Regions from separate parts of the Homo sapiens genome. Here region 1 is linked to region 2. A link is an interaction called in ENCODE POLR2A ChIA-PET data of the cell type or tissue named here. Cell type or tissue: IMR-90. All regions are shown on one strand. Links, peaks and the distances in the headings refer to the core of each region. The heading gives the core; the rest is flanking DNA. Region 1 overlaps SESN2 (sestrin 2). Region 2 has its middle 14 kb from the start of MED18.

Region 1 (12,648 bases), core at 1,551-9,550, 71 kb before region 2:
AATGTACCGCTTGGGTTGAGAAGCCCTTGTTTGATACAGCAAGGAGGTTAATGATACCTGACTTTTTATTAAGTGCTTATTGTTATGGAGGTATTGAGGTAAGCTACACAGTGTTATCTCATGAAATCCTCATCACTGGCCAGTGGAAGTAGTTACTGCTATCCCCATTATTTGGTAAAGAAACTGAGGCTCATAAAGCTAAGGGATAGCAGGTGGTGGAGCTGTCATTTGAGCTCATGCAATTTGTGTCAAGAGCCCCATCTTTTTTTTTTTTTTTTTTTTTGAGACAGGGTCTTGCCCTGTTGCTCAGGCTGGAATGCCGTGGTGCGATCATAGCTTGCTGTAACCTCAAACTCCTGGGCTCAGGCAGTCCTCCTGCCTCAGCCTCCTGAGTAGCTGGGACTACAGGTTGTGTGCTACCATGCCCAGCTAATTTACTGTTTGTGGAGACAGGGGTCTCACTGTGTTGCCCAGGCTGGTCTCGAATTCCTGGCCTCAAGCGATCCTCTTGCCTCAGTGTCCCAACGTGCTGGGATGAGCTGCTGCGCCAGCCAAGGGCCCCTATCTTTTAACTGCATTGTATATTGTTGTTGTTGTTGTTATTGCTGAAAGTGTTGATGGATCCAGACCGATGACTTAGAGCTCCTTCTTTTGACAATTCCTGGGTCAGATTTTGGAGTGAGTTGGGATTCCCAAGGCTATTCCTATCCTTCCCTAGCACCCCTGATGGGCCGTCTCTGCCTCCCCCAGTTTTGCTCCACCCTACCCTGCTGTGGCTTGCTATTCTGTCCTCAGGTCCCCTGAGGTGGAGGCCCAGTTTGTGGAGTCAGCAATCCTTATCTCCTATACAGAGCTGTTGGGCTTTTTCTTTGGTGAGGGGGAGGGAAGCTCCAAAGGGGAGTGCTCAGGGATTGTGTTGGTTACTACGCTGAACTTGGACCAGCCTGGCCCGGAAGTTCCCAGAAGTGTGGGCTGAAGGGGGCCTGCACGGTCAGCTCAACTCCCTTTTTGAAGGTAGCTGGGCTACTTTACCTACCAGTTTAGTAGGTAAAGAGAGTTTAGGCCTTTAACTTTCCCAGAGCCACATAGCAAGTTAGTTGCAGAATTGGTACCTATTCCAGAGACTTTGTAGTCTTCTGGAGTCCCAGAGCTCTGCCTCCTCAGTGGGCTTTTGGCCATCTGAGAAGGAAGGTTCAATTATAGTTTTTGGTTCCCGGATACCTGAGGGCTGGTACTAAGTCTGGATCTTAATGGGAAGGGGAGAACTGGGCGCCTCCTATCCCTGTCCAGTGAGAGCATGGCTCTGATTTGGGTAAACTGTAAACAAGACCAGTGCTGAGAGCCACCTCCACTCTCAGATTAACAAAATAAATTAATAAGTAGAGCATCCTTCCTGAACCCCATCTCTAGGACTAGGAGAAGCAGATGTAGTGAGTACCTGATATTAGTGGTTTCTAAAGAGGCTGCAGCATATAACAGGTCAAAACAGTTGCTCCCATCAGCCTTGTACACCCTGCTCAGATTCCCTCCGTGCCTTTCTGCTTTCTCTGTCTTCATTCACAGACTAGTATGAATGACCTGGCGCTGCTCTCCACTAAATGTGATCTGGTGTCAGGGAAACAAAACAGACAATTTGATGACAGTGTTTTTAGAAGCAAAAGCCCTGGGAATTTTGGGGTCATAGGTGAGGGCCAGAAAAAGGTTCCTAGACTATTGTGGTTTAGCTTTGCAAAAGGAGTGACCACTGGGACTGGGCCAGTTGTATCTGGAAGCCCATGGGAGGGGGAGGTAGGGTTTTAAGCCAGTTGATCGGATTTATATTCAGAAAGTTAATGTGGCTACTGGGTAGAGGATGGATAGGAGAGGCCAGGGCTAAGGAGGCCGGGGGACAACTGGCGAGGTTGTGAGTAGTGGTCCAGACAAGAGGGGGTGGTAGTTAATGAGGTGGTGGTGGTGGGAGGACAGATAAGCAGCCAGGCATGGTGACTCCCATCTGTAATCCCAGTGCTTTGGGAGGCCAAGGCAGGAGGATCCATTGAGCCCAGCAGTTTGAGGCTATAGTGAGCTATGACTGCACCACTAAAGAAGAGGCCAGGCGTGGTGGCTCATTCCAGTAATCCCAGCACTTTGGGAGGCTGAGGTGGGCGGATCACCTGAGGTTGGGGATTCGAGACCAGCCTGGCCAACATGGAGAAACCCAGTTTCTACTAAAAATATAAAATTAGGTGAGCGTGGTTGTGCATGCCTGTAATCCCAGCTACTCGGGAGGCTGAGGCAGGAGAATCGCTTGAACCCAGGAGGCAGAGGTTGCAATGAGCTGAGATCGCACCATTGCACTCCAGCCTGGGCAACAAGAGCGATACTCCGTCTCAAAAAAAAAAAGAAGCAAAAGAAGGAAGGAGAAGGAAGGAAGGAAGGAAGAAGGAGGAGGAGGAGGAAGAAAGGAAGGAAGGAAGGAACGAACGAACATGTGAGAGAAATTGAAGCTGCTTCTGAAGCATCTGGGGTACTTGGTTACCTGGCTTCAGGGTGCAAACTGTGGTGTGTTCTTGTATAAGTTCTCTGGGACCACTAAGAAGGTGGCCTCCTGGAGATGTGCAGCATGATGGCTATATAGTTCCTTTTCCAGGACCCTCCCATCCCGCAATGCTGGGATTCTTGGGTCCCAACCCAGTTCCTGAAGAACTCAGCCTGGAGTGAGCCCTCTTTCTTGATTACCCTTCCAAACATGTGTATATCTCCCATCTGGCTCCACCATCCAAAGTATGCTAGAAAGGTGGGTTTAACACTTCAGTGTAGCCCCTTGGATAGGAGGAAGAGGCTGGATAGGTAATAATCCTCTTTATTCTCCCTTCTACTACGGACTAACCTCATATGTTTCCTCCCAGGAGCAGAGGGAGAGCCGGGCTCGGCGAGGCCCTCGAGGGCCCAGCGCCTTCATCCCCGTGGAGGAGGTAAGCTTGGAAGGGGTTAGGGATCTTTGGTCCCTGGGAAGAAAGGACATGGCATATTGGTAGGCAGGCATCTTTTCCTGTTCTTTAAATTGCAGCTTTTAAGCTATTCCTTTCTGATTTCTGATTCATTTAATTCACAAAACGGCTTTGTGAAGCAGGCACTGTCAACTCCATTTTACTGGGAAGAAACAGGCTCAAAGAAATCAAGTGCTAATAGCCAGGTAGTGGCCAAACTTTTTTTTTTTTTCATGCTCAAACTTTTGATTCCTAGATCAGTGCCTGCTTTCCCTTAAGAAGATAGAACTATCTATCTCATCCATGACCATACATATATTACACGCTCTTTTCTGTTTTAAAAGTAATATATGTTTATTATTTTAAAAATTTCCATTGTTTCAGAAAGCTCTGATCTCCTGTATCCTCCTGCACCCTGCAGAGATCATCACTGTTAACCATTTGCCACTGTTTACTGTGCTTTTTTCAAGCCAATACTTACTTTCAGTACAGAACCAAGGTCATAGTTTACAACGTGTTTTTTTGTTTTGTTTTTCACTTAATACAAGAAAGACATCTTTCATCTACTGAGTCAGTTCATTCATTCATTTACTTAACATATCTATTAAATGATTAATCTATGTCAGGCACTGTTCTGGTTGCTTGGGATATAGTAGTGAACAAGACAGACAAAAATATTTGCCATTATGGAGCTTACATTCTAGTGTGTTGGGATAGTGGAGTTACCTTCAAAACATGCAGAAAAATGTAAAACTAGTTTCCTCATTTTATTTGGCCATCAGTGAACAAGGACAAATTTTTTGTTTTGCCGGCCGCAGTGGCTCACGCCTGTAATCCCAACACTTTGGGAGGCCGAGGCGGGCGGATCACGAGGTCAGGAGATCGAGACCATCCTGGCTAACACGGTGAAGCACCGTCTCTACTAAAAATACAAAAAATTAGCCAGGCGTGGTGGCGGGCGCCTGTAATCCCAGCTACTCTGGAGGCTGAGGCAGGAGAATGGCATGAACCCGGGAGGCGGAGCTTGCAGTGAGCCGAGATCGCGCCACTGCACTCCAGCTTGCGTGACAGAGTGAGACTCCGTCTCAAAAAAAAAAAAAAAAATTTGTTTCCTCTCTTTGCTTTTCCTAAATGTGTAGGGCGAGTGGTTAAGGAGCTAACAAACATTTACCCTCCTTCTAAACCCCTTGTTCCTCTACTCCTTTGTAAATATAAGGCGAACAACCACTTGCCGATTATTTATGTCTGTGACCCAGAATTCTAAGCTCAAGTATTGCTCTTGTCTTTTATTTTTTCATTTATAAGTGACCACCTTTTTTTTTTTTGAAACGAAGTTTTGTTCTTGTTGCCCAGGCTGGAGTGCAATGGCACGATCTTGGCTCACCGCAACCTCTGCCTCCCAGGTTCAAGCAATTCTCCTGCCTCAAGCCTCCCGAGTAGCTGGGATTACAGGCATGAGCCACCACGCCCAGCTAATTTTGTATTAGCAGAGATGGGGTTTCTCCATGTTGGTCAGGCTGGTCTCAAACTCCGGACCTTAGGTGATCTGCCCATCTCTGCCTCCCAATGTGCTGGGATTACAGATGTGAGCCACCGTGCCCAGCCCACTCTTTTATAATAAAGAGAAGAAACAGGCAGCCAGGCACAGTAGCTCATGCCTGTAATCCCAGCACTTTGGGAGGCCAAGGTTTGGGGATCACTTGAGCCCAGGAGTTCGAGACCAGCCTGGACAACATAGTGGGACCCCGTCTGTATTAAAAAAAAAAGTTAAAAAGAAATAGGCTTTGGAGTTCATCTGGATTTGAATCTGCTTCTGTTATTTATCAGATCTGTGACTTTGAGCAAGGAAGAAAACTTCCTGGTTTCCTCATCTGGCAAAGTGGGGGAAATAATAGTATTCACCTCACAGGCTTATTGGCTAGATCCCATGAAATCACGCGGAGAAAACTGTAAGCTCAGGGATGGCATGGAGACAGCACTCAGGAAATGTGAACTATTTTGCACCCGCCCCCATGGTTATATGCATTTGCAGTGTTAGAATAGACACTCCATGAAGGGAGGAGAAACTGTACTTTTACTCTCTGTGCCTGATTTTTCCTACCTAAAAGTGGAGAAACAGAACTCCAGTTTTATAGTTGTTGTGAGAGTTAAATAAGTTAAAATATGCATTCTTGAACAGTGCTTGGCACATAGCATTGTATGTGTAAGTACTGGCCATTATTATATAAGGTACCTAATAAGTATTTATTGAATCACTTATTAAAATATGTGATCCTCCCCATTCTTTCTTTTTGGACACGGTGGTGGTTTTTAGTTTCTTGCCATTAAAAACCCACTGGAAGAATACATTGGTCTCTTTGATGAGTGGGGCAGGAGGGAAACCCATGCTCTCCTCCCCTTTGGTTGGCAGGTCCTTCGGGAGGGGGCTGAGAGCCTCGAGCAGCACCTGGGGCTGGAGGCACTGATGTCCTCTGGGCGAGTAGACAACCTGGCAGTGGTGATGGGCCTGCACCCTGACTACTTTACCAGCTTCTGGCGCCTGCACTACCTGCTGCTGCACACGGATGGTCCCTTGGCCAGCTCCTGGCGCCACTACATTGCCATCATGGTGAGCCTCTCTGGGCCTGACACTTGGAGAGGTGGCTTTGTGGTGGGTTCTGTCCTTTGATCTCTTTTCTGGGAGCTTTGTGAGCTGATTCCATAGACAAGCAGGGAAAGCCCTGGCTTTATCTAACTGTAGAGTTTTGGGTTTTTTGTTTTTATTTTTTCTCAGAAGGAAAATTTTAGGTTTTGAAGAAAGGCATCGTTAGTGCTTGTGTTAGGTACAGATTGGCAAACTGAGGTGCAAAAAGGAATCAGGTGGCCTGCAAGCTGGTGGCAGAGCTGGGGTTACTTAGAACTTAGATTTCCTGCCTCTTGGGGAACAGTGAGCCCTACAACCTCTCCCCTGATGGGGTACCCACCCTGAGCCAGGCACAAAAGGAGGAGGGTGACTCAGGCTGTGTCCACTACCTCCGCAGGCTGCCGCCCGCCATCAGTGTTCTTACCTGGTAGGCTCCCACATGGCCGAGTTTCTGCAGACTGGTGGTGACCCTGAGTGGCTGCTGGGCCTCCACCGGGCCCCCGAGAAGCTGCGCAAACTCAGCGAGATCAACAAGTTGCTGGCGCATCGGCCATGGCTCATCACCAAGGAACACATCCAGGTGCAGGGGGCAGAGAGGCGGGTGTCTGAGGGAGCACAGAGGCCTGGCTGGTGCCTGGTGGGTAACCCAGGGCAGGCACTGAGCAGCTCTGACCTCCCCCCTTGTCCCTTCCAGGCCTTGCTGAAGACCGGCGAGCACACTTGGTCCCTGGCCGAGCTCATTCAGGCTCTGGTCCTGCTCACCCACTGCCACTCGCTCTCCTCCTTCGTGTTTGGCTGTGGCATCCTCCCTGAGGGGGATGCAGATGGCAGCCCTGCCCCCCAGGCACCTACACCCCCTAGTGAACAGAGCAGCCCCCCAAGCAGGGACCCGTTGAACAACTCTGGGGTAAGTCACGGGCCTGGGTCTTGATCGGGGAGGAAGCGGGCATGACCTCTGGTCCTTAGGTAGAAGCTACTGCTTCCCAATCTCGTATCTGCACTACCTGCTGCTATGAGAGACCATAGAAAAGTTATTTGACTTTGAAGCTTAGTTTCCTCATCTGTGAAATGGGGAGATAAAGACCCTCTACTCACACTGGGCTGTGAGGGTTAAATGAAATACCATGTGACTGACACTGTGTATATGCCATAGGCTCAAAGCCTGTTGGTTTTAGCACTTTAAAACTACAAAGTTTACCTTTTACTCTGTAATGTGGCCTTGTATGTTTCAATACAAAAATACAGATACTTTAAAAATTCCTGCTCAGGGAAGATGTGTCTATTCTGTAGCTTTGTAAACGTCACTTTAGGAAGCACAGACCCCATGTGCTGTCCAGCACAGTGGCTGGCACAGAGGATGCCCTGGGCCTTTGTGAGCATTAGGAAGGCCTGGCCTCTGGGAAGGATGAGTGGAGCTTCCCAGAGGCTGAAGGAGGAGGAGTAGCTGGTCACCACGGGGCCTCTCCTGCAGGGCTTTGAGTCTGCCCGCGACGTGGAGGCGCTGATGGAGCGCATGCAGCAGCTGCAGGAGAGCCTGCTGCGGGATGAGGGGACGTCCCAGGAGGAGATGGAGAGCCGCTTTGAGCTGGAGAAGTCAGAGAGCCTGCTGGTGACCCCCTCAGGTACAGGGTCACAGGCATCCAGGCTCCCGTGGCTGCTCCTTCTTAGGCTATCTCTGGTGAGGAGGAGCCACCTCCTGCATTCCAGAGGCAGCCACTTCTCAACCTCCCGTCCAAGAGGTTCTGAGCATGGGCCTTGGGCTCAGACCTGGCTTTGAATCCTGGGCTGCTAGCCTTTCCGGCTGTGCGACCACTGACGAGTCACTTCCTAGCTCAGGGCTTCAGGATTGCTGTGTAGGGTTAGTGGGGCAGTAGAAGCAAAGATCTTAGCGCAGAGCCTGGCCCAGGGGGAACCGCTCCATAAATAACTGCCACTATTGTTGTTACCAGGGGCCTCGCTTCATGGGTCCATGGGCCTGATCCACCCCCTCCCCAAGGCCTGGCTCCAGCTGAAATCTTGCCCCACTCACTATAGCAAGGGGCTTTTTTTGGCCCTCTATTCTGCCTTCCCCTCCCCCTTTTGGTGATTAATCAGGAATGGACCCCTGCATGCCCCATGCCTCAGCCTCACTGTGACCTCTTTCTGGTCCTCAGCTGACATCCTGGAGCCCTCTCCACACCCAGACATGCTGTGCTTTGTGGAAGACCCTACTTTCGGATATGAGGACTTCACTCGGAGAGGGGCTCAGGCACCCCCTACCTTCCGGGCCCAGGTAGGGCTCTCTCTACTAGTCTTGGCCATTGCTCCACATTTACGAACAAGCAGTGGGTGGATAGTTTGAGTAGTTACAGAGTTAGGTACCCAGCTGGGCATGGTAGCTCACACCTGTAATCCCAGCACTTTGGGAAGCCAAGGTGGGAGGATTGCTTGAGCCCAGGAGCTTGAGACTAGCCTGGGCAACATGGCGAAACCCTGTCTCTACAAAAACATTTAAAAAATTAACTGGAAGGTGGCGCATGCCTGTAGTCCCAGCTACTTGAATGGCTGAGGTGGGAGGATCACTTGAGCTGGGAGATCAAGGCTGCAGTGAGCTGTGATCGCGCTACTGCGCTCCAGCCTGGGTGACAGCAAGATCCTGTCTCAAAAAAAAAAAAACAGAGTTGGGTACGTTATTTCCCTCAAGATTCCACGAGGGCAGTGGGGTCCCTGTGAATCCTTAAGGGACCCATCTATACCCTAAGCTCAGGGGTTGCTGATCATAAGGAGAAGGTCATCACCAAAGTATACCTTCCTTGACCTCTCAGGCCCAGAGCAAGCAGCACGTTAGGTTTATGGCACCAGGAAGGAGAATCATGGAGATCCCAGGTCCAGAGGATGGGGGTCTCTCTGGCTGGTCTTGGGCTCCAAAGACTCACCAATCCCTTCCCACCTACCTAAGGATTATACCTGGGAAGACCATGGCTACTCGCTGATCCAGCGGCTTTACCCTGAGGGTGGGCAGCTGCTGGATGAGAAGTTCCAGGCAGCCTATAGCCTCACCTACAATACCATCGCCATGCACAGTGGTGTGGACACCTCCGTGCTCCGCAGGGCCATCTGGAACTATATCCACTGCGTCTTTGGCATCAGGTGAGCTCATATCCCTTCATTTGGGGCATGTGTGCACTGTAAGTCTTCACTCTGGGTTCACAGTTGTTTCCATTTTCTTTTTGTTTTTTTCTTTTCCTTTCTTCTTGCCTATACTGTTTTTCAAAGCAAATTGTGATTTTAAAAGATGACAGTACTCATTGTTTGAACGTTGTAAATGAAACTCTTTAATTGCACTCCCAGAGATAATTATTGTTTGATATTTATGTACATATATATACACACACACACATACTCACACATATATACACATATACATGCATACACACACACACACACACACACTATATATATATGTAGAGAGAGTTATGTTTGTATTTCCATTCTGAGTAGTAATTCTCCCATAATAAATAAGGACAACATAAATGCTCAGTAGGGGACTTTAAATAATGATACGTCTATTCAGTGAAATACTATGCAGCTGTTAAAAATTACAATAGGCTGGGCGCAGTGGCTCATGCCTGTAATCCCAGCACTTTGGGAGGCCGAGGCGGGCGGATCATGAGGTTAGGAGTTCGAGACCAGCCTGACCAACATGGTGAAACCCCGTTCTACTAAAAATAAAAAAATTAGCTGGGTGTGGTGGTAGACATTTGTAATCCCAGCTACTCAAGAGGCTGAGGCAGGAGAATCGCTTGAACCGGGGAGGCGGAGGCTGAAGTGAGCTGGGATCGTGCCACTGCACTCCAGCCTGGGTGACAGAGCAAGACTCTGTCTCAAAAAAAAAATTACAATAGAGGCCAGGCGCGGTGGCTCATGCCTGTAATCCCAGCACTTTGGGATGGCAATGTGAAAAGATTGCTTGAGACCAGGAGTTCAAGACGAGCTTGGGCAACATAGTGAGACCCCCATCTCTACAAAAAATTAAAAAATTTGCCTGTGTGGTGGCATCACTGGAGTCCAGGAGTTCGAGACCAACCTGAGCTACATGGTGAAACCCCATATCTATGAAAAATAACAAAAATTAGCCAGGCATGGTGGCTGACGCCTGTAGTTCCAGCTACTTAGGAAGCTGAGGCAGGAGGATCCCTTGAGCCTGGGAGGCAGAGGTTGCAGTGAGCTGAGATCATACCACTGTGCTCCAGCCTGGGCAACAGAGCAAGACGCTATCTCAAAATAAATAAATAAAATTGAAAAATACAGATAACAAAAAAGAAAATAAAGGCTGGGTGCAGTGGCTCACACCTGCAATCCCAGCACTTTGGGAGGCTGAAGCAGGAGGATTACATGAGGCCAGGAGTTTGTGCCTCAGCCTGGACAACATAATTAAGACCCATCTCTACAAAAAAATAAAAATTAGCTGAGTGTGGTGGTGCATGCCTATAGTCCCAGGTATTCTAGAGGCTGAGACAGGAGGATCACTTGTGCCCAAGAGCTCAAGGCTATAGTGAGCCATGAATGCACCACTGCACTCCAGCCTGGGCCACACAGCGAGACCCTTCACTAAAAAAATACAAAATAAAATTTAAAAAAAATTATCCATTATACTATCTGCTGTTATTATTATCAGTTATCTCCTTCCTGTCTTTTTCTTTCCTTTTTTTTTTTTTTTTTTTTTTTTTTGAGACAGAGTTTCAATCTTGTTGCCTAGGCTGGAGTGCAATGGGGTGATCTCAGCTCACTGCAACCTCCGCCTCCCGGATTCGAGGGATTCTCCCGCCTCAGCCGTCCGAATAGCTGGGATTACCAGCATGTGCCACCACGCCCAGCTAATTTTGTATTTTTAGTAGAGATGAGATTTCTCCATGTTGGCCAGGCTGGTCTCAAACTTCTCACCTCAGGTGATCTGCCCGCCTCAGCCTCCCAAAGTGCTGGGGTTACAGGCATGAGACACTGCGCCCAGCCTTTTTTTTTTTTTTTTTTTAATTTATTTATTTATTTCTTTATTTTTGAGACGGAGTCTCGCTCTGTTGCCCAGGCTGGAGTGCAGTGGCTCAATCTCTGCTCACTGCAACCTCCGCCTCCCAGGTTCAAGCAATTCTCCCTGCCTCAGCCTCCTGAGTACCTGGGATTACAGGCACATGCCACCATGCCCAGGTAGTTTTTTGTATTTTTAGCAGAGATGGGGTTTCAGCCTGGTAGCCAGGATGGTCTTGATCTCCTGACCTCATGATCCGCCCACCTTGGCCTCCCAAAGAGCTGGGATCACAGGCGTGAGCCACTGCGCCTGGCTTTTTTTTTTTTTTTGAGACAGAGTCTTGCTCTGTCACCCAGGCTGGAGTAGAGTGGAGTGATCTCAGCTCACTGCAACCTCCAGCTCCTGAGCTCAGGTGATCCTTCTGCCTGATCCTTCTGCCTCATCCTTCTTAGTAGCTGGAACTATAGGTGGGTGCCACCATGCCCAGCTAATTTTTGCATTTTTAGTAGAGATGGTGTTTCACCATGTTGGACAGGCTGGTCTGGAACTCCTCACCTCAAGCTATCCGCTCGCCTCAGCCTCCCAAAGTGTTGGGATTATAGGCGGGAGCCACCACACCTGGCACCTTTCTTTTTTTCTATGCACAAGTAACCAAAGCATATATAATTTACAAAAACAAGATCAGTTGCCATTTCCTTACCTATTCATTTCAGTTGTTTTATTCATTTACTCAAACATGAGCATGTTTTAGTGAACCCATGATTTTTTTTCCTGCCTTTCTCACTTAACAGTTTATACCAAACACCAAAAAATTATCCCCCAATTTTAAAAAAGGTACGTGCTCCTTGTAGAAAGTTTGTGTTTCTGTGTATTACTAGCTGTAAATCATATTTCACTGAATGGGTTGAGCTATACTTAATGAACCATCCTCTTACTCTAGTCACTAGTAGGTTTCCAACCCATGGCTGGCCAAGGACAGGCTTCTTAGAATGTGAGTTGGGCTGGTTTCCGCCCAGCCCTCAGGTCCAGGCTTCTCTGCTCTCCAACATGGTTCTTGCTCCTATTTCTTTGTCTTCCAAATCTGCCCTCCAGTTTCCAGCCAGTCATTCCTCTGTCTACACTGATCTGTTTTGACATTGGCTCCCCTCACTCACTAGACTGGGGATAACTAAGTGGCTTCTAGACTCATCATCAACTTGCTTTTTGGCTTTGAAGAAGTTAGTCATCTTCTCCAGGGCTTAGGTTGCCCATTTGTAGAATGAGTACAAGCACCTTTTTACCCTTATCCTCTTCCTTCTCCTCCACTGACCTCCTCCTCTACCTTCCATGGCCTTTACTACAGAGTAGTGGTTATGGCCCCTGAGCTAGGCAGAGCTGGGTTTAAAACCCATTCCTGTCCAGGCGTGGTGGCTCACGCCTGTAATCCCAGCACTTTGGGAGGCTGAGGCAGGCGGATCATGAGGTCAGGAGTTCGAGACCAGCCTGACCAACATGGTGAAACCCCATCTCTACTAAAAATACAAAAATTAGCCGGGCACAGTGGCATGTACCTGTAATCCCAGCTACTCAGGAGGCTGAGGCAGGAGAATTGCTTGAACTCAGGAGGCTGAGGTTGCGGTGAGCCGAGATCACGCCATTGCACTCCAGCCTGTGCAACAGAGCGAGACTCCGTCTCAAAAGAAAAACAAAAACATACTGAAATTAATGTAAAAAAATGTGAGCTAAGCTTTCTGCAACTCTGAAATCAAGTTATATCTCCTCCTTTAAATAAAACTGCCTTGTTGATCATGAAAAAACAAAAACAAAGACCATTCCTTGCTGTATTAACTAGGGCAAGTGACTTCCTTTCTCTAAATCTCAGTTTCCTCATCTATAACATGGGGTTGATGAATGTAGCAGATTGCATACACCATCCAGTCATGTACACAGTAGTGTAGAGTAGTTTTGAGGATTCCACATGGCACATAGTTGGTATTCAATACAGCATGCTCATTCTCTGCATTCCTTGACGTGGTCCCCTGCCAATGTGGCGGCCTGTGATAACACGATAT
Region 2 (12,648 bases), core at 2,177-10,176:
ATCGCGTCACTGCAGTACAGCCTGGGCGACAGAGCAAGACTCCGTCTCAAAAAAAAAAAAAAAGAAGAAGGAAACGGTGTTTCACCATGTTGGTCAGGCTAGTCTCGAACTCCCTACCTCAGCCTCACCAAAGTACTGGGATTACAGGCATGAGCCACCGCACCCGGCCAAAATTTTTTTCTTTTTAAAGCTAGTTTATTGAGTTCCTGTTATGTGTCAGTGCTATCCTAAGTGCTTCAGGTATGTTAAACCCGTTTTGTAAACAGGAGAACTGGTACATATAGATTAATTAACTTTCCCTGAGCTATACAGCTACTGATTGGCAGAGCTGGTATTTAAATATTGACAATTATAATTGCTATTTCTATTTCATCATATGGATTTGCTATAAGTTATCTAATTGAATCCTCTATGATTTTCAGTTTGATCCCATTTTTTTTGCTTTTATAAGCTGTGTAACAATAGAGCTTTTATTTATTTATTTTTTTGAGACAGAGTCTTGCTCTGTCGCCCAGGCTGGAGTGCAATGGCATGATCTCAGCTCACTGCAACCTCCGCCTCCTGGGTTCAGGTGATTTCCAGCTAATTTTTGTATTTTTAGTAGAGAGGGGGTTTCACCATGTTGGCCAGGCTGGTCTCGAACTTCTGAACTCAAGTGATCTGCCTGCCTCAGCCTCCCAAAATGCTGGGATTACAGACATGAGCCACTGTGCCTGGCCTGATATGTACTTGTTACTCTATGTAAATCTAACTCATAACTTCCAACTTGCATATGCTTTCATACTAATAAAAGTATTAGTGTTTAAATAGTGTTTGCTCCATGACAGGTACTTTATTTTTATTATTTATTAATTCATTTATTTTTTGAGACAGAGTCTTGCTCTGTCACCCAGGGTGGAGTGCAGTGGTGCCATCTCGGCTCACTGCAACCTCCTTCTCCCGGGTTCAAGCGATGCCCCTACCTCAGCCTCCTGGATAGCTAGGATTACAGGCATGTGCTACCACGCCCAGCTAATTTTGATTTTTTTTTTTTTTTTTTGAGAGGGAGTTTTGCTCTTGTTGCCAGGCTGGAGTGCAATGATGCAATCGCAGCTCACTGCAACCTCTGCCTCCCGGGTTCAAGCGATTCTCCTGCCTCAGCCTCCCGAGTAGCTGGGATTACAGGCGGCCACCACCATGCCCAGCTAATTTTTGTATTTTTAGTAGAGATGAGGTTTCACCATGTTAGCCAGGATGGTCTTGATCTCCTGACCTTGGGTGATCCACCTGCCTTGGCCTCCCACAGTGCTGGAATTACAGACTTGAGCCATCGCACCCAGCCATGACAGGTACTTTAAATGTTTCAACTCATGTACTTCTCATAACAACTGTATGAGGGTTGTGAGTTGTTATTATTTCCATTTTATAGATGAGGTTATACAGAGAGGTTTCTCAATTTTTTTTTTTTTTTCAGATAGTCTTCTCACTCTGTTGCCTAGACTGGAGCGCAGTGGCACAATCACAGCTCACTGCAGCCTCGACATCCCAGGCTCAGGTGGTCTTCCAACCTCAGCTTCCCAGGTAGCTGGGACTACAGGCATGCACCACCACACCTGGCTAATTATTGCATTTTTTTGTAGAGATAGGGTTTCACCACGTTGCCCAGGCTGGTCTAAAATTTCTGGGCTCAAACAGTCCGCCTGCCTTGGCCTCCCAAAATGGTGGGATTACAGGCATGAGCCACTACAACCAACTTCAAATTTCTTTTTTCTGTTGTCCAAAGTCAGAACTAGTAAGTGGTGGAGCCTGAATTTCAAATCAGGCAGATCATCTCCACAATCTAGACACGTAATCACTGTGTATCCACCATGTTTTATTCATTTAGTCCCTTTATATCATAGAAACCTAGATTGCTGCTGGGTGCGTAGTTCATGCCTATAATCCCAGCACTTTGGGAAGCTCAGGTGAAAGGATTGCCTGAGGCCAGGAATTTGAGACCAGCCTGGACAACATAGTGAGACCCCATCTCTAAAAAAAAAATTTTTTTAAGCTTGGCATGGTGGCACAGGCCTGTAGTCCTAGCCACTTGGGAGGCTGAGGCAGGAAGATCATTTGAGCCCAGGAGGTTGAGGCTGCAGAGCTATTATGGTGTCATTGCACTCCAGCCTCAGGGACAGCGAGACCCTGTATCTATTAAAAACAACAACAACAATAGAAAACAAACCTGGCTGGGCACAGTGGCTCATGTCTGTAATCCCAGCACTTTGGGAGGCCGAGGCAGGCAGATTACCTGTCAGGAGTTTGAGACCAGCCTGGCCAACATGGTGAAACCCCATCTCCACTAAAAATATAAAAATTAGCTGGGCATGGTGGCACACGCCTGTAATCCCAGCTCTTTAGGAGACTGAGGCAGGAGAATTGCTTGAGCCCAGGAGACAGGTTGCAGTGAGCTGAGATTGTGCCACTGCAATCCAGCCTGGCCGATAAAGCGAGACTCTGTCTCAAAAAAAACAAAAACAAAAACAAAAACACCTGAGATTGCCTGCAACTCTTCACTACCATAAAAAATGCTAAAATAAGCAAATTCGTAGATTGTTATAAAAATTCCCCTGGATGACTGGGCGCGGTGGCTCATGCCTGTAATCCCAGCACTTCAGGCGGCCGAGGTGGGTGGATCAACTGAGGTCAGAAGTTCAAGACCAGCCTGGCCACCATGGTGAAACCCTATATCTACTAAAGATGCAAAAAATTGCCGGGCATGTGGCATGCCCCTGTAATCCAAGCTACTCGAGAGGCTGAGGTGGGAGAATTGCTTGAATCTGGGAGGTGGAGGCGGAGGCTGCAGTGAGCTGAGATTGCGCCACTGCACTCCAACCTGGGCAACAGAAAGAGACCTCATCTCAAAAAAAAAAAAAAGACTGGGCTCAGTGGCTCACTCCTGTAATCCCAGCACTTTGGGAGGCCGAGGTGGGCAGATTACCTGAGGTCGGGAGTTCGAGATCAGCCTGACTAACATGGAGAAACCCCGTTTCTGCTAAAAATGCAGTTAGCCAGATGTGGTGGCGCATGCCTGTAATCCCAGCTACTCAGGAGGCTGAAGCAGGAGAATCGCTTGAACCCTGGAGGCAGAGGCTGCGGTGAGCCGAGATCACTCCATTGCACTCCAGCCTGGGTAACAAGAGCAAAACTCTGTCTCAAAAAAAAAAAAGAAAAAAAAATCCCCTGGGCTGTATAGCTATGAGCATGCTCACATTTGCCAACTATTGCAGGTTACTTTTCAGAATGTCTGTAACATTTACTTTCCTATTGCTAGTGAACAAGAACTCATAGCCACATCCTCACCAGTTGGTGTGATGTGGCATGACCCGTCTTTCTAGTTTTTTCCAGTTTGATGGATGTAAAATGGCAGCTCTTGGTTGTTTTGATTTGCTTGTCTCTGGTTATAATTACATTTGAATCTTTTCATTTCTTTCTTTGTATGTAACAGTATATAGACTTTTTTAGTATGTGAAACTAAGGTATCTATATTCTTTGCCCATTTTTTATATTTTATTTTCAATGGTATTGATCTGCAGAACCTTTGTATATTCTAGATATTAATCCTTTGCTTAAAACATTGCAAATATCTTCTCTCAGTCTGTCACCTTTCTGTTAACTTTATCTGTGATGTCATTAATTAAGCAGAGATCCTAAATTTTGACTATATTATGGTTTGGAATCTTGTTCCTTAGTTTTTCTTTTTGAGACAGAGTCTTACTCTTTTGCCCAGGCTGGAGTGAAGTGGTAGGATCTCAGCTCACTGCAACCTCTGCCTCCCGGGTTCAAGCAATTCTCATGCCTCAGCCTCCTGAGTAGCTGGGACTATACGTGCATGCCACCACGCCCAGTTAAATTTTTTTACTTTTAGTAGAGACAGGGTTTTACTATGTTGATCAGGCTGGTCTCGAACTCCTGAGCTCAGGCAATCCTCCCGCCTCAGTCTCCCAAAGTGCTAGGATTAGAGGCATGAGCCACAGCGCCCGGCATAGAATTTTGTGTAGGAAGTCTTCATTTACCCTTAGGGAACAGATTTTCCTTCTTAGCTTTATAGTTTTAACTTTCACATTTAGGTCTTTAATCCATCTGGAGTCTATCTTCTAGGTGGTTTCAAGTAAAAATCCAGCTTTCTTCTCCTTGCAGTGAATTAGTTTTTCTACCACCATCTGAAAAACAATTTTCAGTGCTTTCTGATGCTACCGTTGTTACATATTAGGTTTCCTCGTATATACTTTATTTTTAAGCTCTCCATTCTATTTCATTTTTTATTTCTTTGTTTCAGTGCCCGCAACACAATGTTTTTATTGTTATGGCTTTATAGTAGAGCCATTTCTACCAATAGGGCAGGTACCCTTACCTTTTTGTCCTCTAAAATAGACTTATAGTGTAGTAATATTTCAAAAAATAATAATAAAGAAAAGAAAATAGATCTAGCATCCAGGCATGATGGCTCATGCTTATAATCCTAGTACTTTGGGAGGCCGGGGCAAGAGGATCACTTGAGGCCAGGAATTCAAGACCAGCCTGGGCAACATAGCAAGAACTTATCTCTCCAAAAAAATTTTTTTTGAATTAGCCAGGTGTGATGGCATGCACCTGTGGTTCCAGCTATGTGGGAGGCTGAGGTAGGAGGATCTCTGGAGCTTGGGCGGTTGAGGTTGCAGTGAGCTGTGATGAGATCACTACATTCCAGCCTGGGTGACACATTGAGACCCTGTCTCAACAACAACACAAATATAGACTGGGTTTTCATAGGCCTTTATTCTTTCATATTCATTTTAGAGTAAGTTGTAGATTCTCAACATTACTACTGGAATTTTATTGGAATTTCATTGAATATGTATTGATTAATTTGGAAGAGAACCAACATCTTTTCATGGAACATTTCCTGCCCAGAATTCAGTGTGGCTGGCTTTCTTCACCTTTTAGGTCTCTGCTAAAATGTCAGAGAAGCTTCCCTGACCATCCAGAATTAAGTAGCAAACTCATTCTCTGTCATTCTCTACTCTCTATCCCTTTATCTTTTTTTTTTCTTTTTTATTGAGACAGAGTCTCACTCTCTTGCCCAGGCTGGAGTGCAGTGGCACCATCTGGACTCACTACAACCTCCGCCTCCCGGGTTCAAGCGATTCTCCTGCCTCAGCCCCCCAAGTAGCTGGGATTACAGGCGTGTACTACCATGCCCAGCTAATTTTTATATTTTTAGTAGAGTTGGGGTTTCACTGTGTTGGCCAGGCTGGCCTCGAACTCCTGACCTCAAGCAATCCACTTGTCCCAGCCTCCCAAAGTTCTGGGATTACAGGCATGAGCCACCGCACCCAGCCTCTTTATTTTTTTTCTTTTTTTTTTTTTTTTTTCGAGATGGAGTCTCACTCTGTCACCCACGCTGGAGTGCAGTGGCGCGATCTCGGCTCACTGCAACCTCTGCCTACCGGGTTCACGCCATTCTCCTGCCTCAGCCTCCCGAGTAGCTGGGAGCCTGCCACCATGCCCGGCTAATTTTTTGTATTTTTAGTAGAGGTGGGGTTTCACCTTGTTAGCCAGGATGGTCTCGATCTCCTGACCTTGTGATCCACCCGCCTTGGCCTCCCAAAGTGCTGAGATTACAGGCGTGAGCCACCGTGCCCGGCCTTTTTTTTCATATTACTATCTGACTTTATTATTTTTTATTTTTAATTTTTGTCTTTTGAGATGGAATTTCACTCTTGTTGCCCAGGTTGGAGTGCAATGGCATTATCTTGGCTCACTGCAACCTCCACCTCCCAGGTTCAAGGGATTCTCCTGCCTCAGCCTCCCGAGTAGCTGGGATTACAGGCATGCACCACCATGCCTGGCTAATTTTGTATTTTTAGTAGAGACGGGCTTTCTCCATGTTGGTCAGGCTGGTCTCGAACTCCCAACCTCAAGTGATCTGCTCACCTTGGCCTCTCAAAGTGCTGGGATTACAGGCATGAGCCACCATGCCCGGCCCAATTTTAGTATTATTAGCAAGACTGTATGCTTCCTAAGGAGAGGAGCTGTGTTTTGTAGTATAGCATAATGATTAAGAGCACAAACTTTGGAATCTTAGGTTTAAATCTAAACTCCACTGCATGTATGTTGTTCAAGCTGGGTAAACCTCCGTAAGCCTTAGTTTTCTTGTCTGCAAAATGCATATGATCATAGACTGTTCCTAGAGATTGTTGTAGAGATTAAATGAGATAATCTACTCATTTAGCACAGTGCCTGGGACATAATAATTGATCAATAAATAAATATTTATGCCAGGCACTGTGTTAAATGTTTTATTTAGCAGTGTTCTAAATACTTTTTATTTCTATGAACCCCATAACCCCTACCTAGCTTAGTACTACTCATATAATTGACCTTTCAAATATTTGTTGAGTGAATGAGTGAGTGAACTTGTGAATGCTGACTTGGAGACCAAAAGAATCTTGCCTGTGTAAGCTGGTTTGTCCCAGGTTAACATTCCTCTTCAATGAGGTGGTATGTACGCCATGAGGCTCAGCATCTGTAGTAAGCAGGAGGAAATTGTGGAAAGGGGGTAGCTTTTTGACCATGGCTTTCTCCTTTTTTTTTTTTTTTTTTTTGAGACAGAGTCTCTCTCTGTTGCCCAGGCTGGAGTGCAGTGGCGCAATCTCAGCTGATTGCAACCTCCACCTCCCAGATTCAAGCGATTCTCCTGCCTCAGCCTCCCAAGTAGCTGGGATTACAGGCATGCGCCACCACACCCAGCTAATTTTTTTGTATTTTTAGTAGAGACAGGGTTTCACCATGTTGGCCAGGCTGGTCTCAAACCACTGATCTCAGGTGATCCACCCCCCTCGGCCTCCCAAAGTGCTGGAATTACAGGCGTGAGCCACCATGCCTGGCTTATTTTTTTATTTTATTTTATTTTATTTTATTTTTGAGACAGAGTCTCACTCTGTCACCCAGGCTGGAGAGTAGTGGCACAATCTCGGCTCACTGCAACCTCTGCCTCCCAAGCAATTCTCGTGCCTCAAGCGATTCTCATACCTCAGCTTCCCAAGTAGCTGGGAATGTACCACCATGCTCAGCTAAATATTTTGTATTTTTAGATAAAATTTTTAGACAGGGTTTCGCCTCGTTGGCCAGGCTGGTCTTGAACTCCTGGGCTCAAGCGATCTGCCTGCTTTGGCCTCCCAAAGTGCTAGGATTACAGGTGTGAGCCACTGTGCCTGGCCAGCTGTGGCTTTTTCACTCTGAAGAAGCCATTCACGCTTTAGTACTCTAATTTATTTCTCAGAACTGAAAAAACAAATTTTAAAAAGTTGCTCTAGGTAGCCGGGTGCGGTGGCTCACACCTGTAATCCCAGCACTTTGGGAGGCCAAGGCAGGTGGATCACAAGGTCAGGAGATTGAGACCGTCCTGGCTAACACGGTGAAACCCTGCCTCTAATAAAAATACAAAAAATTAGCCGGGCATGGTTGCAGGTGCCTGTAGTCCCAGCTACTCGGGAAACTGAGGCAGGAGAATGGCGTGAACCCAGGAGGCGGAGCTTGCAGTGAGCCGAGATGGCGCCACTGCACTCCAGCCTGGGCAACAGAGCGAGACTCCGTCACAGAAAAAAAAAAAGTTGCTCTAGGCAAAAATGTTAAAATTTACAACATTTAAGGTCACGGAGAACATGGAGAAAGGAGTACATTTTTGGAGGAAATAAAAATCAATGCCAACTCTTCTTAAGCTCATTTAGCCTAAGAAAATAATTAAGAATTTTCACAAAGGTTTAGTATAAGGATGCTTATCTTAGTGATGTGTGTGATTTAGCAAAAAATGGAAATAATTTTCCATTTTTTATTTATTTATTTTTTTGAGACAGGGTCTCGCTCTGTTGCCCAGGCTAGAATACAGTGGTGCCAACATGGCTCACTGCAGCCTTGACCTCCAGGGCTCAAACAATCCTCCCTCCTCAGACTCCCAAAGTGCTGGGGTTATAGGCGTGCACCACCATGCTTAGCGGAAATAATCTTGATGTCTAATAAAAGGGAATGGAATAATTAAATGAAACTGCACATCCATATAATAAGATACAGCTATACAAAAAGAATTTGTAGAAATGAATTTAATGGAAAAATATCCCAGATAGTTAACTTATTAACTGTGTGGCCTAAGGTAAATTACTTAACTCCTCTGCCTTAGTGTCCTTATCATTAAATGGGATACTAATAGTGCCTTCTTTATAGTGTTATCATGGGGTTTAAATGAGTTATTATATGTAATAACATTTGGGATAGTACCTGGCCTAGAGTAAACATTATATACATATAAATTGTAATTATTGTAAGAAAAGCTTTAAAATAGTATGTTAATATGCTACTTTTTTATAGTACATGTACATAGATATAATGGTATGAAAGTAAATATTTCAAAACGTTAATAAGTGGCTCACACCTGTAATCCCAGCACTTTGGAAGGCCAAGGCAGATGGATCATTTGAGGTCAGGAGTTTGAGACCAGCCTGAGCAACGTAGCAAGACCCTGTCTCTACAAAAAAATACAAAAATTAGGGGGGCATGGTGGTACACACCTGTAATCCCAGCTACTCGGGAGGCTGAGGTGGGAGAATCACCTGGGCTCAGTAGGTTGAGGTTGCAGTGAGCCAAGATGTCGCCACTGCACTCTAGCATGGGTAACAGAGTGAGACTCCATTTCAAACAATAACAACAACAACACACACAAAGAAAACATAAAACAGAGAAAGAGTGTTGCTTTAGTAGGGGAGTAAGGATGTCTGGGATTTTCCACCTTGCCTGTGCCATGCTTGTTAGCCCCTGTGGCCAGTATATGAGTGTGAAGGAGGAGTCAGCCTTCTCCATCTCCTTTGAAAAGTGATCTCCTCTTTTTTCAAATGAGAAAGGATCCCCAGGATGCTTTTAGGCAATGACAGTTTCTTTTTTTTTTTTTTTGAGACGGAGTCTTGCACTGTCACCCAGGCTGGAGTGCAGTGGTGCGATCTCGGCTCACTGCAACCTCTGCCTCCCAGGTTCAAGCGATTCTCCTGCCTCAGCCTCCCAAGTAGCTGGGATTACATGCGCCAGCCACCATGGCCAGCTAATTTTTTGTATTTTTAGTAGAGATGGGGTTTCCCTATGTTGGCCAGGCTGGTCTCGAACTCCTGACCTCAGGAGTTCCCAGCCAACAGTTTCTTGACAGATCAAATATGGGGCCCAAGGATAAAGAACCAACATTTAACTCTAGAGGCAGAGACAGGATGTGAGTCATCACACTGGCCTTTCGTCAAGTTGACTATAATTGTTTCTGTGTTTGTCCTCCGTGGTATGAATATGAACTGACAAGACTAATTTAGAAAAACAAACAAATATATCAGAAGATAAACATTTAAATAAGTAGTTTCCTTCAAAGTATTTATTTTGATAAATGAACACTTTAGCATTGTTCAAGTAATCATTGGATTTTTGGGGTGGGTTGGGGAGATGTCAAACAAATTGATTTCAAAATAGGTTTACGGTACTATTTTAGGTATGGTATTTCTTGAAGAAAAAAAGTATACCCATTACTCTTGCTAGGTTGGCCAGGCTGATCTTGAACCCTGGCCTCAAGTGATCCTCCCACCTCAGCCTTCCAAAATGCTAGGATTATAGGCATAAGCCACCATGCCTGGCCCTAAAATGGGGTTTTTTTTTGTTTTTTTAGATGCAGTTTCGCTTTTGTTGCCCAGGCTGAAGGGCAGTGGCGTGATCTCGGCTCCCTGCAATCTCCACGTCCCGGGTTCAAGTAATTCTCTTGCCTCAGCCTCCTGAGTAGCTTGGATTACAGGTGCCTGCCACCACGCCCAGCTAATTTTTCTGTATTTTTAGTAGAGACCAGGTTTCACCACGTTGGCGAGGCTGGTCTTCAACTCCTACCTCAGGTGATCCGCCCGCTTCGGCCTCCCAAAAAGTGCTGGGATTACAGGCCTGAGCCACCACGCCCAGCCACTTATATTTCTTAGTAATAAAAATCTTGAAACAGAGAAGCATTTGGCCGGGCGCGGTGGCTCACACCTGTAATCCCAGCACTTTGGGAGGCCAAGGTGGGTGGATCACAAGGTCAGGAGTTCAAGACCAGCCTGGCCAAGATGGTGAAACCCCGTCTCTACTAAAAATACAAAAAATTAGCTGGGCATGGTGGCACGTGCCTGTAATCCCAGCTACTCAGGAGGCTGAGGCAGAGAATTGCTTAAACCTGGGGAGCAGAAGTTGCAGTGAGCCGAGATCATGCCACTGCACTCCAGCCTGGGCGACAGAGTGAGACTCCGTCTCAAAAAAAACAAAAACAAAAAAAAAGAGAGAGAAGCAGTTAAATAAATTTTGGCAAACCCATTTGATGGAATATTATGCAGCCATTAAAATTATTATTATTTTAACTGAGTATCTCAGCCTTAAAATGTATTTTGTTTTTTTCTCCTCCTTTCCTTCTTAATCTTTTTTTTTTTTTTTTTTTGAGACCGCATTTCGATCTTGTTGCCCAGGCTAGAGTGCAATAGCGTGATCTCTGCTCACTGCAACCTGTGCCTCCCAGGTTCAAGTGATTCTCCTGCCTTAGCCTCCCGAGTAACTGGGATTACAGGCAGCCACTACCATGCCTGGTTAATTTTTGTATTTTTAGTAGTGACGGGGTTTCACCATGTTGGCCATGCTCGTCTCAAACTCCTGACCTCAGGTGATCCACCCACCTCGGCCTCCCAAAGTGCTGGGATTATAGGTATGAGCCACTGCACCTGGCCTTCCTTCTTAATTTTAAGATGTAGCCTTGAAACCTATTTTAGAATTATCTTCCCTCCCTTTCCCACCTGACACTTTGTTGTACCATGCACACCTATCTGAGTATATGTTCATTTAGAAATTCCAGGGGCTGACCGGGTGCAGTGGCTCATGCCTGTAATCCCAGCACTTTGGGAGGCCAAGGTGGGTGGATCACAAGGTCAGGAGTTCAAGACCAGCCTGACCAACATGGTGAAACCCTGTCTCTACTAAAAATACAAAAATTAGCCAGGCGTGGTGGTGGCGGGCACCTGTAATCCCAGCTACTCATGAGGTTGAGGCAGGAGAATCGCTTGAACCCAGGAGGCAGAGGTTACAGTGAGCTGAGATCATGCCACTGCACTCCAGCCTGGGCAACAGAGCGAGACTCCATCTCAAAAAAAAAAAAAAAAAGAAAAAAGTTCATTCCAGGGGCTGATCTTGAAACTAACCAGGCATGGAGACCCAGCGCTGAATTCTTCCCCATGAGATTACCTCAGTGAGGTTAATCAACAGTCCCGCTGCAGCTGAAATGGGGCCAGCCAGCCAGCACTCCAGGTGGACAATAACTCAACATAGTCATTGGAAAGACACATACAAGCCTGTACCCTGCATCACTCCTGCATGCTTCCCATAGCAGTTTCCATTTTTAAACAACTCCACTTAGCCCCCAAATTGGAGATGCTTTCTTTGTGACTTGAGCCCAGCCATCTCCTCAACTTCTAGAATTTAAATTAAAGCTGCAGGCCAGGCGCCTTGGCTCACACCTGTAATCTTAGCACTTTGGGAGGCCGAGGAGGGCGGATCACTTCAGGTCAGGAGTTCAAGACCAGCCTGGCCAGCACAGTGAAACCCAGTCTCTACTAAAAATACAAAAATTAGCCAGAAATCGCTTGAACCCGGGAGGTGGAGGTTGCAGTGAGCCACGATGGTGCCACTGCACTCCAGCCCGGGCAACAGAGTGAGACTTTGTCTCACTCTTAAATAAATAAGTAAATTAATTAATTAAAGCTGCAGGCCAGGCACGGTGGTTCACACCTGTGATCCCAGCACTTTGGGAGGCTAAGTTAGGAGGATAGCTTCAGCCCAGGAATTCAAGGCCAGCAACATAGCAAGGCCCCATCTGTACAAAAAAAAAAAGGCCAGATGTGGTGGCTCATGTCTATAATCCCAGCATTTTGAAAGGCTGAGGTGAGTGGATTGCTTGAGCCCAGGAGTTTGAGACCAGCCTGGGCAACATAGCAAAACCCTGTCTCTACCCAAAAATTACAAAAAATAGCCAGGCATGGTGGTATGTGCCTGTAGTCCCAGCTACTTGGGAGGCTGAGGTAGGAGGATCTCTTGAGCCTAGGAAGAGGTTGCAGTGAGCCGAGATCATGCCACTGCACTCCAGCCTGGACAACAGTGAGACCCTGTCTCAAAAATAAAACAATAATAAAAAAATTTAGAAGGAATCAATATATCCTACAGTAATGATAGGAAACAATTTACATAGCGAAAACCATGCAACTATTTAAAGTGTTATTGTAGAAAAACTTAATGTATCATGCATATAATCCCAGCTACTTGGGAGGCTGAGGCAAGAGGATCACTTGAGCCCAAGGAGTTCAAAACCAGCCTGGGCAACATAGTGACACATGTGTCTACTAGAAAGAGATACAAAAATGGTTAATAGGTAGTGGGATTATGCATAATTTAATTTTTGTTCATATCGCTTTTTTATAAGTTTTGTTTCTTTTTTTTTTTTTGAGACAGAGTTTTGCTCTTGTTGCCCAGGCTGGAGTGCAATGGCACGATCTCGGCTCCCCGCAACCTCCGCCTCCCAGGTTCAAACAATTTTCCTGCCTCAGCCTCCCGAGTAGCTGGGAT

Evidence for each region. Peaks named below come from ENCODE experiments on the same cell type or tissue, not always from the same donor. Only the 100,000 strongest peaks of a DNase experiment are listed, where the experiment ranks them.
Region 1: POLR2A ChIA-PET joins it to region 2 with 14 read pairs; 13 of 35 experiments call an interaction of 5 or more read pairs at or near these places.

The regions. Positions count from the first base shown.
Region 1 is chr1:28,266,295-28,278,942 of GRCh38, forward strand. SESN2 (sestrin 2) reads left to right here. Exons shown (of 10, transcript NM_031459.5): 2 at 2,889-2,954; 3 at 5,380-5,577; 4 at 5,990-6,172; 5 at 6,287-6,499; 6 at 7,064-7,214; 7 at 7,746-7,864; 8 at 8,531-8,721. Among named protein-coding and RNA genes, the nearest start is that of SESN2, 13 kb to the left of the region's middle. In IMR-90, for the core only: no CTCF peak of the experiment used is centred there; no DNase peak of the experiment used is centred there.
Region 2 is chr1:28,337,129-28,349,776 of GRCh38, forward strand. No RefSeq gene overlaps it. Among named protein-coding and RNA genes, the nearest start is that of MED18, 14 kb to the left of the region's middle. In IMR-90, for the core only: no CTCF peak of the experiment used is centred there; DNase peaks (open chromatin) are centred at 6,473 and 9,253; H3K27ac peaks cover 256 bases.